3 separate regions of the Homo sapiens genome follow, and all the other regions are linked to region 3. A link is an interaction called in ENCODE POLR2A ChIA-PET data of the cell type or tissue named here. Cell type or tissue: K562. All regions are shown on one strand.

The links. ChIA-PET counts read pairs that join two places held together with the same protein. Peaks named below come from ENCODE experiments on the same cell type or tissue, not always from the same donor. Only the 100,000 strongest peaks of a DNase experiment are listed, where the experiment ranks them.
Region 1: POLR2A ChIA-PET joins it to region 3 with 5 read pairs; 1 of 35 experiments calls an interaction of 5 or more read pairs at or near these places.
Region 2: POLR2A ChIA-PET joins it to region 3 with 5 read pairs; 1 of 35 experiments calls an interaction of 5 or more read pairs at or near these places.

Annotation. Positions count from the first base shown.
Region 1 is chr22:22,031,772-22,036,771 of GRCh38, reverse strand. It overlaps the pseudogene PRAMENP, IGL and the pseudogene IGLVI-68. Among named protein-coding and RNA genes, the nearest start is that of TOP3B, 51 kb to the right of the region's middle. In K562, no CTCF peak of the experiment used is centred here; DNase peaks (open chromatin) are centred at 417, 3,062 and 4,571; H3K27me3 peaks cover 3,898 bases.
Region 2 is chr22:23,114,208-23,119,207 of GRCh38, reverse strand. All of the region lies in intron 4 of RSPH14 (radial spoke head 14 homolog), which reads left to right. The region is part of intron 2 of GNAZ (G protein subunit alpha z); the gene reads right to left. Among named protein-coding and RNA genes, the nearest start is that of RSPH14, 25 kb to the left of the region's middle. RefSeq lists an enhancer at 1,765-2,682. In K562, no CTCF peak of the experiment used is centred here; DNase peaks (open chromatin) are centred at 1,174, 1,267, 2,848, 3,267 and 4 weaker places; H3K27me3 peaks cover 4,809 bases.
Region 3 is chr22:23,161,780-23,166,779 of GRCh38, reverse strand. RAB36 (RAB36, member RAS oncogene family) reads right to left here. Exons shown (of 11, transcript NM_004914.5): 11 at 1,117-5,000. It also overlaps a transcript of RSPH14 not described here. Among named protein-coding and RNA genes, the nearest start is that of BCR, 16 kb to the left of the region's middle. RefSeq lists an enhancer at 1-126. In K562, no CTCF peak of the experiment used is centred here; DNase peaks (open chromatin) are centred at 2,528, 4,608 and 4,970; H3K27me3 peaks cover 3,880 bases.

The sequences.
Region 1 (5,000 bases), 1.1 Mb after region 3:
AGGCCTGGTTAATTGTTTTCCTTCTTCTCTGCCTTGAATAAACAGGGATTCCCAAGGCTGAGCAGAGCCTCACAAACAGGATGAGGCTACTAATGTACCTTCCCTGCCCATGGGTGCTCTCCCTGTTAGGTTCCCCTTCAGCTCTCAGGCTGAGGGCAGAGACAAGAGCAGGTTCACAGCTGACTCTTCCAGTTCAGCCCCATCCTGAGTCCAGTACAATGTGGCCAGTGTGGTGAGAGGCAGTTCTTCAATTGTCAAATAGTTATTGAGTGCCTACCTTCTCCTGGGCACAGAGTTTAGTGTTGGGAATGCCATGATGATATAGACAGCCTCATTCCTGCTTCATGCTGACCCTAATGGGAGCACAAGGATGGGAGGCCACAGGGGACCTCCCTTCCTCCCTTCTGCCACTGGGGGTAAGGAGGCCAGAGAAGCCTCTGCCGCACTCAGGGTTCTGATGCAGGATGACCTGGTGGGATCATAGAGGAGGAGGGAACAGGGTGTGACATGAGAACTGAGGAAGCATCAGCATGTCCTTAGGCTTCCTGGGATTCAGGTGAAGATGTAGAGAAATTCACAAAGTAGATATGGAGGGAGAAACACAGAGCTGAATAACAGAATCCAGGAGAAGAGAATTCCCAGGAATACAGGGATTGTGATTCAGAAAGAGAGACCCTGGCAGGGCAAGTGCCTCAGAAATCCAGTAACATGCGATGTGGTTCCCTCAGGCCAGGAGCTTACTTACTGGCAGGGCCTGATCTGTTAGGGCTACTGGAAAGGAAAGCAGGAGAAGCCATGTGTCAGCAGGCGGAAGCGTGCAGAAAGGTGAGAACACGGGCAGAAGGAGAGTAGATTTCACTTGAGGAGAGCCTGGAGAGGAGGTGTGAGATGGGAATGTCCAAAATCTTTGCTAGATATTTTATATAAATTGGATCCTGTCACTTTGTAGATTTTTTCTTACAGGAGAAGATAAATTCAGAGCTTAGAGAGTTCTACTATTGTTGTTTAGGACAGTGTTTCTCTAACACAGGAAATTATCCTCACAGGTCCTGCCCTCGTGGAATAGAAACTCTGTGTGTTTTAAAATGTTCTTTAAAATTATTCACCATTTTACTGGTCTTTTCAGAAATATGAGTCGATTAAAATTTTTGACATGTTCATCTTACATTTTTGAAAGTAATGTATAATCTTTTTATTATAATCATACTCTAACCCTTTTGAGGTTATTCATTGAGAAAACCAAGAAAATTTACTACCTTGTATTTACACTGTTGTTTCTAAGGAGTGAACTCTTGAATCTCTGGAATTTATTTTCTTGGATCATGGAGTAGTTCCTATGAGGAATTAAAACTTTTTCCTTGTTCACCTGTATTTTTCTAGAAGATATCTCTCCTCTGTTCCTTTCTTTGTGACAATGGGCTATTGATAAATGCTTTTCTTTTTTATTCCTGAAGGAGGTAAAATAGATAAATGTTTTGGCATCATTAGCTAGTTAGTGGAAAATAAGCCATAAGAGGGAATAAGAACTTAAAAGAAGGTGCAGAATTTGGGGAAAGAAGTGGCTGTAGGCCTGAAGACATAACTTGATCTTATTGGATAGAGACAAAATATTCTAGAGAGACACTGAGAAGGAGAGTCTAAAGTTTCAGGGCAAAAAAAGGAGAATTCAATTAGAGCTTTAATAGCTAGATTGGTGTCCTGAAAGGACAGAGACAGTGCTGAATTAAACAGGCTGACACTGATCCCAGACCACTGGGACAAGGGCCCCATGAAAAGTAGACTCTCAGCAATGACACAGATGTCCCGGAAAGCAGTAGCTTTGGGAGGTGAGCAGAAGGAGGCCCCACTTGGAAGTGTGTGGGCACTGGGAAAGGTGCAGGTGCTGGACCCTCAGGCTGCTTCTCACCTGAGGGAGGGACAGGTGCACAGGTGGTGGGCAGTGGCCACTCCTGTGGCTTCCTGGCCTCCTTGCCTTTCTTACCCACTCTGGGACAAGGAGGCCATCATGGGGATGTGTATCTGCTTCCTCCCTCTCCTGAGACTACCTGTATCTCAGGTCAGTGCCTGCATGGCAATAGTGTGTCTGTCTAAAATTGGTCTGTGGGAAGAATGTCAGCAACATCAGGGAGCTTGAGCTGTAACTTTGTGAGCCAGAAATCGCCTGGCTTGTGATCCTGTCCAGGTCCCAGCATCTACAGGACAAAACCCAACATGAACTAAGGATGGGAGTGGATGACAGAGTGATGCACATTGTGGGATCACGTAGGCAAACCTCCTTTTTTTCCTGTTGTCTGGACCCAAAGTCTCCCAGCCATGAGATGAGCATGTGACTGACCCCAGCTGCAACTACAGGCATCTGCATTCTGCTGTCCAAACCGATCAGACAACCCACTGGTCAACATGATGGTGTCAGGGGAGATGGTGTGAGTGATCTGATCTAGTATTCTCAAAGGCAAAAATTCCTGGTGGGTTGGTCAGAGTGCATTCCCTCATTCTGGAGCATTTGTGTGTGAATGTGATACCTGAGACTGAGCAGTATCTTGTTTGCGCATGGGAATTTAGCCTAGGGACAGGACAGGACATGGAGAAGAGACATCTCAAATAAAACTCATAGTGGGATTCCCCCCTTGCCATTTGGAGAGAAAAGCGTCCTGTGACAACTTTGAAAGAGGCTGGGAGGCTGTTGTCTGAGTTTCCATCATGGTGATTAGCTCAGGGCCTCCCCCAGCCTCATTGCTCATGGAGGCCCCCTCAGCAGGGGTTTCGCATCCACTCCCTCCACTTTCCAAGGCTATTCCTGAGCCCTCTCTCCTCACCCAGGCTTCAGTCCCTCCTCTTACAAACACAGGCTAGACCTGACCTTTCTCTCCAATGACCCCAACTGGCCCCGTGGCCTTCATGCTTGCTGTCTCCTTGTTCATCTTCTTTGAGGCATCTGGACTTTTCTTCATAAACTTGAGTCAGATCCTGTGTCTTCCTTGCCCAACCTTCTGATGGCTCCTCTACCCCCAACTGAGCTCTCCTCACTGTGTGATGACATCATATTGTCGCATTGACATTTTTACTTGATTGCCTTATCTGTTCCACCACTCAGTGTCAGCTCCATGAGGACAGGGCCCCTTCCTCTCTTGTTCATCATGTACCTTGAATCCCTGGATCTGAGGCTGGTGCATAGTAGCTTCTCAGTGAATGAGGTGGATAAACAGACCTTTGGGAGTCGACTATCCTGAGTCAGACACAATGACCCTGGTCCTGTTTTGACCCATTATGGATTTGGTTTCCAGGACAGCCTGATCTTGGTATTGAGGGATTTCTCTTAATATGAGACAATACGACAATTTGTTACTGCCAAGGGTTGGGTGTGAGGGTAGAATTGAGAGGACAGAAACACATTCTCCACACTGCGTTCACTGGAGTGAGTTTTAAAATCTAAATTTTTACTAAACAAATGAAAAGCAACGTTAATCAGCTGACTTGCCCAAGAAGTGGGGGCTGCACAGAGAAGCTCCATTGCTGGATGGGCAGCAGCTTTTTCTCCCACTTCCCCACTGGCCTGAAGTACTGCCTGAGCCTTGGTGCTTGTGTCCCAAGCTGAGAATAAAAATCAGCCTTTTCCTCTGCCTGGAGTCCAGAGATGCTCAGAGAGGCCATGTTCTCCAACCTGGAGCCTCAGCATTGGGCCTATGCCCCTAAGGGTCAATGACTGCTTTTATATATGTGGAGCTCTGGGTCTCTCGGAGGCATGTTTGTACCAGAGCACATGCCCGTGCCCAACATTGCTGCTGCTTCTAGTGCAGGAGCTGGTACCCACCTGCCCCACAGATGCATGCACTGCAGGTGGCTGGGTCAGCACAGGCTGGGCTCAGGACGCTGGACATTAAGACAGACACAGGGTGAGAGGTGGGTCAGTGGACAGAGACACATGCATAAACCTTGGTCTTTTGATCACCAGCCCTGACACTGAGCCCTAGCCACCTGTGCAGTGAAGGAGAAGGCGGGGGAGAGACCACAGTGGAGACCCATACATAGCTCTACATCCTGAGGATCATCAACTGAGCCTGGGCTCTCCAAGTCCCTTGTACTCCCTCCAGCAGCTCAGGGTGAGGAGGGCATCCTTCATACCAACCAGCCTCCTCCCCTGGGCTGTCCAAGCCCTTTCCTGGGCCATGACTTCGATCCCTCCCTGAAAAGCTGACACATGAAGAGGATGGTCTTGGTTGATGCTGTTCTGTGGCTCCCTGGGGGCCTATAAGGAAACAGCTGCTGGTCTTGTGAGCAGGGGGTAGAGGGCTCCAGCCCAGGGTCAGGGAGTGGCTCTCGTATGGGGTCTCCAGCACAAGATTTAGGGACAGACCACAGAACAGCCTACTGCTTGAGGTCCAGATGCACCCATGTATCCTGTCTCCTCCACTGTTCACTTTGTCATCCCCAAGAAGGATGGAGATGGGCAGTGTTTAGGCCATAACACACCTTAGTCTCACATCTCCACAGACCCTCCTTCCTGGATATACTTGCTTAGCTCACTGTGAGGTTTATAGGGCAGTTCTGGGAGGCTGGACTCCCTGAGGAGCCTCCACTAGGGGACATCAGAGCAGGAAGCCCAATGGGGACAGGGCTCCCTCCAGGACACAGGGAGCTGCTCCCTCTTTCTTCTCCCTGGGCTGTCTAGAGCCTGCACCCAGACTGCCTTGCTTCTCTCTGGGCCTATTTCTTCTTCTCAGCCCCTCAAGAAATTTGATTGCAGAAAAGGAAAAGATTAAAAAATAAATTTAAAAATATTTGCCAGCACCAGGCATAAATTCTAGGGCAATATGACACCAAGTGCAATTTTGAGAGGAGAGAGGGGAGCCCTAGGTAGGCTTCTGATTCCTAATTATCCTTCCTTATTTGGGCACTAAGAGGCAAATAACATCTTTCAAAGGGCAGGGTCAGCACTCTCTAAATCTGTCCTGAGTACATGGAATGATGACTCTTTCAGGATTTGGAAACAATTTCTAAGG
Region 2 (5,000 bases), 48 kb after region 3:
GTCACAGCGGTGCCTGCACTCTTGCAGCCTGGAGTGCAGACAGGTGGGCAAAGCGGCATCCTGACACTCAAATCACCACCACTGAAAACAGAGCCGTCTATTTGAAGCTGTAGCTCTGGAAACTGTGACTCAAGCATGCATATGGGAAGCAAGAAGCCCCAGCATGCCTTCTGCTGGCCTCCAGGGCCTGGCCTCATAGCCCTCTGACCTGTCCATGCTCTGCTCACCCTGCAAAACATGACTGGCTGTGCCTCCTGCACCCATCTGGCCTTTGTGGGCTCCCCTGGGTCCTCCTGCCCTTGGTGGATGTGGCTCTGTTCTCCTTCCTGGCCTGGCCTGGCCTGCATGGGGTTTTGCCCTCCCTGGCCTGGCAGGGTTAAACATTGTCCTGCTGCAGCCCACCTGTGGGCCACTGGGGTAGAGCTGGATGCAGCTTTGGAGTCATGTGGCCCTGCCCCATGGTAGTGCATCACCCCCTTGTCCTGCAGTGACTTCCTCCATCAGCCTGACAGACCCTGGATTCAGAGGAGCTGCCTCTGCCAACCATGACCCCATGGCAAGGGGGAGGGCTCCTCACTTCACATATGGGGCCCAAGGCCTCAAGAGGGGCTGACTCCCCAGGGTGCAGTTGAGAGCCTGGTATTTTCCAACTGCCACAGTGTCCTGTTCTGGCAAGAAGCCCTCCTTGCCTTCACCTCTATGGCTGCCAAGGCAGCCGCGGGGGGTGGGGCGGGGCGGGGAAGAGGGAGGCAGAAACACACCACCATTCACTGCTGTGATGCCAGCCCAGGGCTCCAGTGCCCATCCTGCTCTCTCCAGGGCCTGCTTACCAGCAAGATGGCGCCTTCTAGGAGGCTGGGGTTTGTCTGCACATTTATTTATATAAATAACACGGAGCAGACAGTTCCTGTGAGAAGCTTGTGCAATGGTGGGAATCTCACTGCTTGGCGTCGGGGAATGGTGAGGTGATTTGTAACCAGGCCTTCAGCCACCAGGCAGCTGGATGCAGTCCCTGGGGTGGTGTGGAAGTCATTTCCTGGCCATTTGTGAGAAGAGAGCTCCTGCTCAGACAGGTCCAAATAGACTTGCCATTGTGGAAGGGACTCTGCCCCAGGCCGTGGCTTTCTCACTACAGCAGGGGAGCTGACAGCCCATCCCTAAGGGGCTTCCAGCTTGCTGGCCTGCGGGTCTGGGGTATTTCCCCTGAACGTGGCTGCCAGACTGCTGGCCAGACCAGGTCCGGCACCTGGAAGGACATTCCCAGGTCAGCGGCCGGGGCAAGGTAGGGAGTGGAGAGGAGCCTGCGCCTGGTTAGTTGTGGGGGTGGTGAGGCCTCTCACTCCTGATTCTCCACCAAGGTTCTCCTGGTGACACAAAGGGGCAGATGTCCCTGGCCATGAACACAGGGTCTGGGGTTTACTCACTGCCGGTGCATGCTGCACCTTGGACAAGTCATTTCCTTTCTCTGGGCCTCAGTTTCCTCATCTGTACAATGCTGGGACTGTTGTGAGAAGGCACAAAGGTGCTGACACGGGAAGAACCCCAAGCTGCTGGGCCTTGCCCTGTGGCTACCACTGGCACCCCAGTGGGCCCTCTCCACGCCACACCCACTGTGATTCGCCTTGGCACTGGGACGTCCTCTCACCTGCGAGGTCTCATCGGAAGACCTGCTTCCCTCTGTCCCAGCATGAGGCAGCTGAGGGAAGGCTACCCAAATGCAGGGCCAGCTCAGCCGGACGGAGTGGGAGAGGTCTCGATGCTGCAGATGGGGATTCAGCCAGCAACACTTCTTTGCTGGCCACAGGGCCCAGGTCAGCCTGGCTCTTTGGGAGGCTCCTGTGGCCCCTTAGCCTGGAGATGCAATGGCCGATGTGATGAATGGTGGATGTGTTTCCATCCCGCCTGCAGCCACCTGGACCTTACTTAAAACATACCGTGTCGGCACCTCTGGCTCAGCCCCTCTCATTCCCCATCAGGCCAGTCTCCTTACAGCCGGTCCCTCTGTTTGTGGGGCACAGAACAGCCCCAAGTACCAGGCTCTTCCAGTTACCAACGTTCCTGGTAACAGGTCTGGCCCTCAGTGCTGGGTCATGGGAGGGCTGCCTTTGGTTTCCTGCATCCCAGCTGGATGGGACCTGACATGGACACTGGAGTCTAGCTCCTGTACTTTGGAGCTGAGGCGCACAGATCCCCCAGCAGGTGCGCGCATATTCCAGCATCAGCCTCCTGCTGGTCTGAGAGCTCATGGGCCTGCGGTGGGAGAGGGAACAGAGGCATCCTCCAGGCTTCCTCATCTCAGCCAGGGGCCTGTCCCCCTCCCAGGTGCGGCATATTTGCATTTTAAGAGGCCTCTGGACTGGGGGCCTGTTTTTGGAGTTAGCATCCCTTTGTCACAGCCTAAACACCTCCCCACACCCCACTCCTTCCCCATCAGGCACTCACGGCTTTCCAGCTAATGACATCCAAGGCAGCTGTGTGGGACAAGCGCCTGGGCTGGGGGTGGGGAGGTGAGAGGCTCATCCAGGGCCTCACACGTTCTGACCTCCAGTCCATTACACCCTGCCTTGACAGACATCCACAGTGCTGAGTATCACAGCCCATCCTGCACTGTAGTTGCAGCTCCCTGAGGAGCCCAGAGTGGGGCATCCTTCCTGTCCCTGCCTCACAGGCCACCACAGGTGTCCTGCTAAGACCATGGTCCTGCATGAGGTAGCTCAGTGACTACCCAGGGACCAGGGACTGGGCCGGGTGGGAGGGACACTGGCCTGCTCTGAAGCGCTCTCCCTCCTGCACTGCAAATGTCCTCAGGTGCCCTGTCACAGGCGCGTAGCCACGTCATCCCCTCACTGCACTTCTGGGCCCCTCAGGCGGACAGGCCAGCCCTTCATGACCCAGGTGTCTTTTTCCCTCTGCACCCGCAGCTCCACCTCCAAGTTACTCCTCGTTCCCACAACTCACTGTGCCTCGAGTAGGCCAGTGGCCCCCAGAAGGCCCCTCAGCCCCTCACCTGGCAGCCTGTTGCCCTGTGCCCCTCAGTGAGGAGACGGAGGTCATGGCAGCTTCACGAAGCAAGGCTTACCCAGGCAAACGCACACACAGACGTGGTCCTGGGCACGTGGTGAGCACATGACAGAGGCTGGCACCTGTTTGACTGTTTTGTTGTTTGCTGTGGGACCCCAGCGGCCTCAGGGCCCATCTGGCACATGCGCGGCACCTTCCTGGTGTGCTTGGCCTGGCCCAGGCCCTCAGCCAACCGCACTGCCTTGTCATCTTCACACAGGGCCCAGGGGGTAGGGGGATCAGGGTGGTGATTATGACCACCACCCTCCCCTTGCACAGATGAAGGAATGAGTAACTCTGCTAGGAAAACTTGAACAGAATTTCCTGAAGTGAGCAATCATGTACTGTGCTTCAAATAAACTGAGGTTTAGAAAATAAACTGAAAAAGACCCAGTCAAAATGGCTCAAACATGAGCCCCGGCCCCCAACTTCAGGTGGGGCCCCTCCATTTGCAGGGGTGGCCAGCAGTGCTCAGGGCCTCATGCCTGCTTCACGCATCTTCTGCCTTAGGGGTCACCGAGGCATCACTGAGGTGTGGGAGGCCACCCTGCAGGGTCACCCCACCTTCCTGTTCTAGGAAGGGGTATGTTCTGGGCCTCCTCCTCGCTCCCCTCTGGGCAACCCGAGACCCCCTCCAGGAGGCCAGACGCACTCCCAGATTCCCATGTCAGCTCCCAGCAGGTAGGCAGTCCTCAGGGACACTGGTCTTGTCCAACCCCTTCCCAAACCCTGACCCTTGCACACACCCCAGAGATGGTGGGACCGTCACCTCCCTACTCTGGATCCATGCAGCCCCAAATCACACTGGTTTGGGGGCAACCACATGCAAACACCTACTCAGGCTGAACGTACACCATCAGCTCAGAGCCTTGTCACATACCTCAGCCAGGTGAGGGGCCCCCGGACTGTGTTGTATTGGGGAATAGGTGGGTGATGCCAGTGTGATATGGCCACATGGCTGGGGAAGGCTCTGTACTGACCCATCTGGTCTCCCTGTCCACTCACTCTCCACTAGGTCCCTTACTCCACAGGACCCCATGCAGTTTGCTGTGGCCACAGCACAGAGCAAGGCCAGCTGGCCCAACTAGGGGCCTCAAACCTCACATAAAATGCACGTGACATTAAGGTTTCAGCTCTTCCTGGAACCAGCATCATCCCTGGGACACAGATGACCTGGAACCCCCAGCCCTGCCAGCTTCTGAGATGCCTTCATGGCAGTCCCCACTGCCCTCTCCCTTTCCTCACCTCCCTGGGCAGAGGCTCTCCAGGTGCTCTTGTGTGAGGGATGGAGGCAAGCAGACAGCCTTGCTCTCAACAAGGTGGGTGAGGACAGGCAGGAGGGAATGCTGGAGCCGGTGTGGCAGCTGCGGAGTGGCCAATGCAGGCCCAACCTCCTGCTCTGCCAGCTGTTCTGAACCTGTCCCCCCTCCAAAAAAATAACCACACACACACAGAATATGTAAGCATACTTCCCTCGTGAGGGGGCTGAGGGCTGATGTGGGATACACATGGACAGCTTAGTCCCCACACCCAGGCACAAGTGACTGTGAGCAGCTGGCACTGCTGCAGATAGTGCTGGCCAGCTACAACTCTGACAGGTGACACACCACAGGAATGCAGGGGGCGAGGGGTAATACAAGAGCAGGACGTTTTGACTGGACCTCTGGGGGCTGAGGGGAAGGGAAGGCATTGCAGGAGGGGCTGGCAGAGGCACAGAGGCATGGGGATGCAGCCGCATTGCTGGGAAGGGTGGGGCCGGGGCCGGTCTGTCCCACCCTGGGCCTCAGTTTCCTCATCTGTAGAGCAAGTCCTCAGTTCTGTTACAGACTGAGAAGCTCAAGTCAGCCCACTGTAGAAAAGCTGGGAGTGTTCATCCGAACCGTGAATTCAGCTTTTTCACGCCGAGAGCAGAGCTGTGGGGCGGGGTTGTAGACATGAAT
Region 3 (5,000 bases):
GGGTGACCTGGGCTCTGGCCTCGCCCTCTTGGGATCCAAGGTGTAGAGCACCAGTTAACAACATCGTGTGAGGCTGCACTGTGAGACTAGCCGTGCACTCATTCCAAGGCTTACTTAGTAGGCTGGTGCTGGGGATGCAGCAGTGAACAAGGCAGACCACCAAGGCCACCAGGACGGTAAGGGAATTGTAAAGAGACCAGGATAGGGATCAAGGGCAACCTGACCCAGCTGGAGAGGCTAAAGCAGGCTTTCTTGAGGAAGCACCTCTATGCTGAGTTCATTGGCAAAGGTCAGGGTAAGGAGCTGTTGCTTAGGGAGAAAGCCCTTGCTTTGCCTCAGGACAAAAAAGGAGCAGACATTGGGACACAGCCCTTCATCTTACTCTCTCCCTTAGTTCCCTATATTGCACCCCACCCCCCCATATTGGCCCCCAATGCATCAGACCTCCAGTTCTTCACACCCTTATGAAATCCCCTCCCACACTGACTCTGGACTTTGGACATTTGGCCAAAATGCCCCATTTTGGCCAAATATAGCAAGTGTGATGTAAACAGAGGCTTGATAAGCACTTACACATTGGGGCTTGTCTCTGGAAACACTCCTTTTTTTTTTTTTTTTTTTTTTTTTTTTTTAAAAGACAGAGTCTCACTCCGTCACCCAGGCTGGAATGCAGTGGCAAGATCTCGGCTCACTGCAACTTCCACCTCCCAGGTTCAAGTGATTCTCCTGCCTCAGCCTCCCAAGTAGCTGGGACTACAGGTGCGTGCCACCATGCCTGGCTAATTTTTTGTATTTTTAGTAGAGACAGGGTTTCACCATGTTAGCCAGGATGGTCTCTATCTCCTGACCTCGTGATCCGCCCGCCTTGGCCTCCCAAAGTGCTGGGATTACAGGCATGAGCCACTGTGCCCAGCCTGGAAACAGTCCTTTTTAGAAACCAGCCACCACACTGTGAGGAAGCCCAAGCTGCCATGTGGCAAGGCCCTGCCAAGCATTCAGGTAGAGCCACACCACCTGCCACTCATATGAGGGAGGCCATTTTGGACTCTGGGAGAGTCATCCTAGTGGCCCAGCTACCAAGCAGGGAGCGGAAGAATAGCTGGTCAAATCATAGAATCATGAGAAATAATACATGCTTGTTGCTTTAAGCAATGAAGTTTTGGAGTGATTTGTTACATAGTACTAAATAGCACAAACATTTTTCTGCCCGAAGTCCAATTCTTTCCTGTGCCCAGAGCCTCTCTAGCTGGCATGAAGTGTCCTTCCCGAGACCTGTTCAGTTCTGCCCTGAAACTTTCTGTGGCTGGCTCCTACCAAGCTCTTCCCAAGATCAGAACATATCCTCCAGCCCCAAACCGCCTTCACTGGCTGATGCCCTGTGAGGGTCTCTGGGTCAGACAGGACTGGGGTTTGCAAGTGAGGGATGAGGCACAACTGTCCCTGGCCACCAAGGAGAGCCAAGCACAGGATTGTTCCCCAGGCAGGTGTAAGTTTCGTGTGGTGGCATCTGGGTCAGAGTGCAATCTGTCTGCTGGGAACATGGTCTTGTTTGAGCAACCTTCTTGCTTCCCTGCCTTCTTTACACATCTATTGAGCACCTACTGTGGGCCCTTCCTCCCAGAGGTGCTAGGGGAGACAGTAGAGGTGATGAGGTCACTGTCCTGGCTCTTGGGGTTCCACAGATGGGTGGGGGAGAAAGCCCAGATGTGACCAATCACACTCAAGGTATCAAGTGCTGCGAGAGCTGTGGGGGTGTCCACAGAGGCCTCTCTGGGAGTAGGGGTGTCCCAGCCGTTGGGCACAGAAGAGGGGTCTGGCATCTGCAGACTGCATTGTGACCAGGGATGAAACTGGAGCACAGGGGCCTGTGGGGGTGGGGTGGGCTGGGTGGTGAGGAGCCTCGAAAGCCAGAGCGAGAGCACCCTGGGACCTAGCCCTGGGGAGCCAGGAAGTGACAGGAGAGGACCTGCTTCAGGTACGTGTCTCCAGCAGAAGAGACAGGTGAACGGAAGGACACACAGATGGACAGAGAGCAGGAAAGGGTCCAGGGAAACAGGGAAGAGGAAAAAGGCGTTTCGGCAGCACTTGGACGCGGTCACTGTGGTCATTGCCGCACCTTGGCTGCAGGGGGCTGCTTGCCTGGGCCCACAAGACCAGACCAACAGAAAGTGCCTCTGCCCAGGAAACTTACTGCCCGATGCTGGGAAAGAAGGAAATGTCTTCATTAAATCATCAAAGTGAGGGTGCGCAAACCACCCTGAAGCAATTCTGACCGAGAAGATGCTGCATCAACTTGGGGTGGGGGGACAACTGAGCCCCTTGCGTTTCCGTGGCGACCTTACTCTTCTGTCCTCCCAGGCCAAATATCAAAGTTCGAGAGGCCACAACTATGTCAGTCAGGGTGTGTGGGAATCAGCTGGCACATTGCAGGAGGTAATATGAGGACGATTTAATCAAGGACCATTTACAGAGGTGGGGGTGTACGTGAGGCAGTACAGCTCTAGCTCAGAAGCTGGTAACAGCTGGACACCACACCCACCCCCGCAAACATATCCTGGAGGCCCGAAGGGGCAAGGGAAGGGAGCTGTGGAGAACGACAGTCCACCATGGGCAGGTTCTCCCGTCCTGTGAAGCTTATGCCCAGCAAACCTGGTCTTCCTAATGGACCCCAATGCTGTCTGCCCGACCACAGGCTGCATTTAGTGGACCAGGCTGGGGGCCGCAGTCGGGAGAAGGGCCTTCCTGAGTACGCAAAGCTATAACTACAAGAATGGCCACTGCAGCACCATTGGCAAGAGCTAAAAGCTGGACACAAGCCGGATGGCCCGCGGATGGGGAGGGTCAAATGAACTACAATCCATCCACATGAAAACTGGGCGCTGCTACAGGAAGGAGGCTCCTTGTGTGCCATCAGGGAGAGGCCTTGGCGCCAGCTCCCTAGGAAGGCAGGCTGCCAGGCAGTATGTCCAGAAGGAGCTCACTCTGGTGAAAACAACAAACAAGCCATCAACACTAGCTGTGCAGGCAAAGGCACAGAGTCCAGAAGGAATAGTCCTGACTGTTAGCAGAGCTAACAGTCTTTCCTGCTCTCTGTCCATCTGTGTGTCCTTCCATTCATCCATCTCTTCTGCTGGAGACACTTCAGGGGCGCAGCTAATGTGGCGGGGGGGGGGCTTTCACCTTGTATTTTATATGCTTTGTACTGTCTTTGTTCACACTAAACATACAACCCCTTTAAAAGTCATTTATGGAGGCCGGACGCGGTGGCTCAGGCCTGTAATCCCAGCACTTTGGGAGGCCGAGGCGGGCAGATCACGAGGTCAGATCATCGAGACCATCCTGGCTAACACGGTGAAACCTCTCTCTACTAAAAATATAAAAAATTAGCCCGGCATGGTCACACGTGCCTGTAGTCCCAGCTACTCGGGAGGCTGAGGCAGGAGAATGGCATGAACCCGGAAGGGGAAGCTTGCAGTGAGCCAAGATCGTGCCATTGCACGCCAGCCTGGGTGACAGAGACTCCATCCCGCCGCCCAAAAGAAAACATAAAAATGAATAAAATCATTTATGGCCGGGCATGGTGGCTCACCCTTGTAATCCCAGCACTTCGGGAGGCCGAGGTGGGCAGGTCACCTGAGATCAGGAGTCCGAGAGCAGCCTGACCAACATGGAGAAACCCCATCTCTACTAAAAATACAAAATTAGCCAGGCATGGTGGTGCATGCCTGTAATCCCAGCTACTTGGGAGGCTGAGGCAGGAGAATCGCTTCAACCTGGGAGGCAGAGGTTGCACTGAGCCGAGATTACGCCATTGCACTCCAGCCTGGGCAACAAGGGTGAAACTCCATCTCAAAAAAAAAAAAAAGTCATTTATATAAAAAACTACAAAAAATATGTTGAAGGGGGAATGAATAGAAAAAGATGCCAGTGTTCTTCCCTAACTGGTATTTGGCAATCGCTGAGCTGAACATTTACAGGGCAGCTGCAGTGTGCCAGGCCCTAGGAGAGCAGTACTGATCAGAAGGCTGCCTGCAAGGTGCTCGCCATCTACGGGAAGCAACAGCACGAGACGGGTGGGATGAGTGGGCATAGCCAGGTGACAGGGGCCTGGGGCTGTGGGGCTGGTTCATAGCAGTGAGAAAACCCTGTGGATGAGCATACTGGGCAGAGAGGCTGGGGAATGTGTGGGGTATTTCTGTCTGCTCTGCATGTGCAGGAGGCGGTGTTGGAGACAGGAACATGCTAGACTTGGCAGGGCCTCTGAAGTCCTCTAAAGGTGCATGGACACCATTACAAAGGTCCTAAGAGATGTATAGGCCAATGAGAGAGGGATGGAGAGGCAGCAGTGGGCACAGGCCCAGCATGAGTGCCAGAGGAGGGCAGTGCCATGTTCAAGGGCTGCAGAGTGAGTTACCCTAGGACAGCTGTGCAGTCTGCCTCCCGCAGCACACAGGTAAATGCACTGTCCAGGTGGGCCAGAAAGGCCTGAGTGGTTGTTCTGCACATCCTGGCCCACGGACCAGGAGGGCAGGACCTAGGGATCTCAGAGGTGCCAGAGATAGCCCTTCAGCCAGAACAGGTCTAAGAGACATTTTGTCCATTGTCCTCCAGAGGTGCTGGTCTGCCCAGGAACCTTGAGCATCCGTGGCAGAAGGACAGTGAGGCCTGAAGCTCTGAGACCCAGAACCATAAGTCCTGCTGACAACAGAAAACTCCCAGGGGGAATGGCAGGTGGCCTCTCCTTCAGGTGCTGACTTTGACAAGTCCAGGTTGCCTGGAACACTGTGACGGATCCTGGGGACACATCCAAGATCGCTGGGAAAGAGTGCAGGGTTGACTGCTGATGTGGGCCATGGCCGAGTAGTATAGACCGACGCAGGAGTTTGCAGTTCTGAGGCCTCTTGAGGCCAAAGGTGACTGTCTGATGACCCTGCAAATGGACTGGCCTTTTATGGGATCACCACAGTGCCTGCACTGGCCCGGTGGTGTGGGGCTCCCAG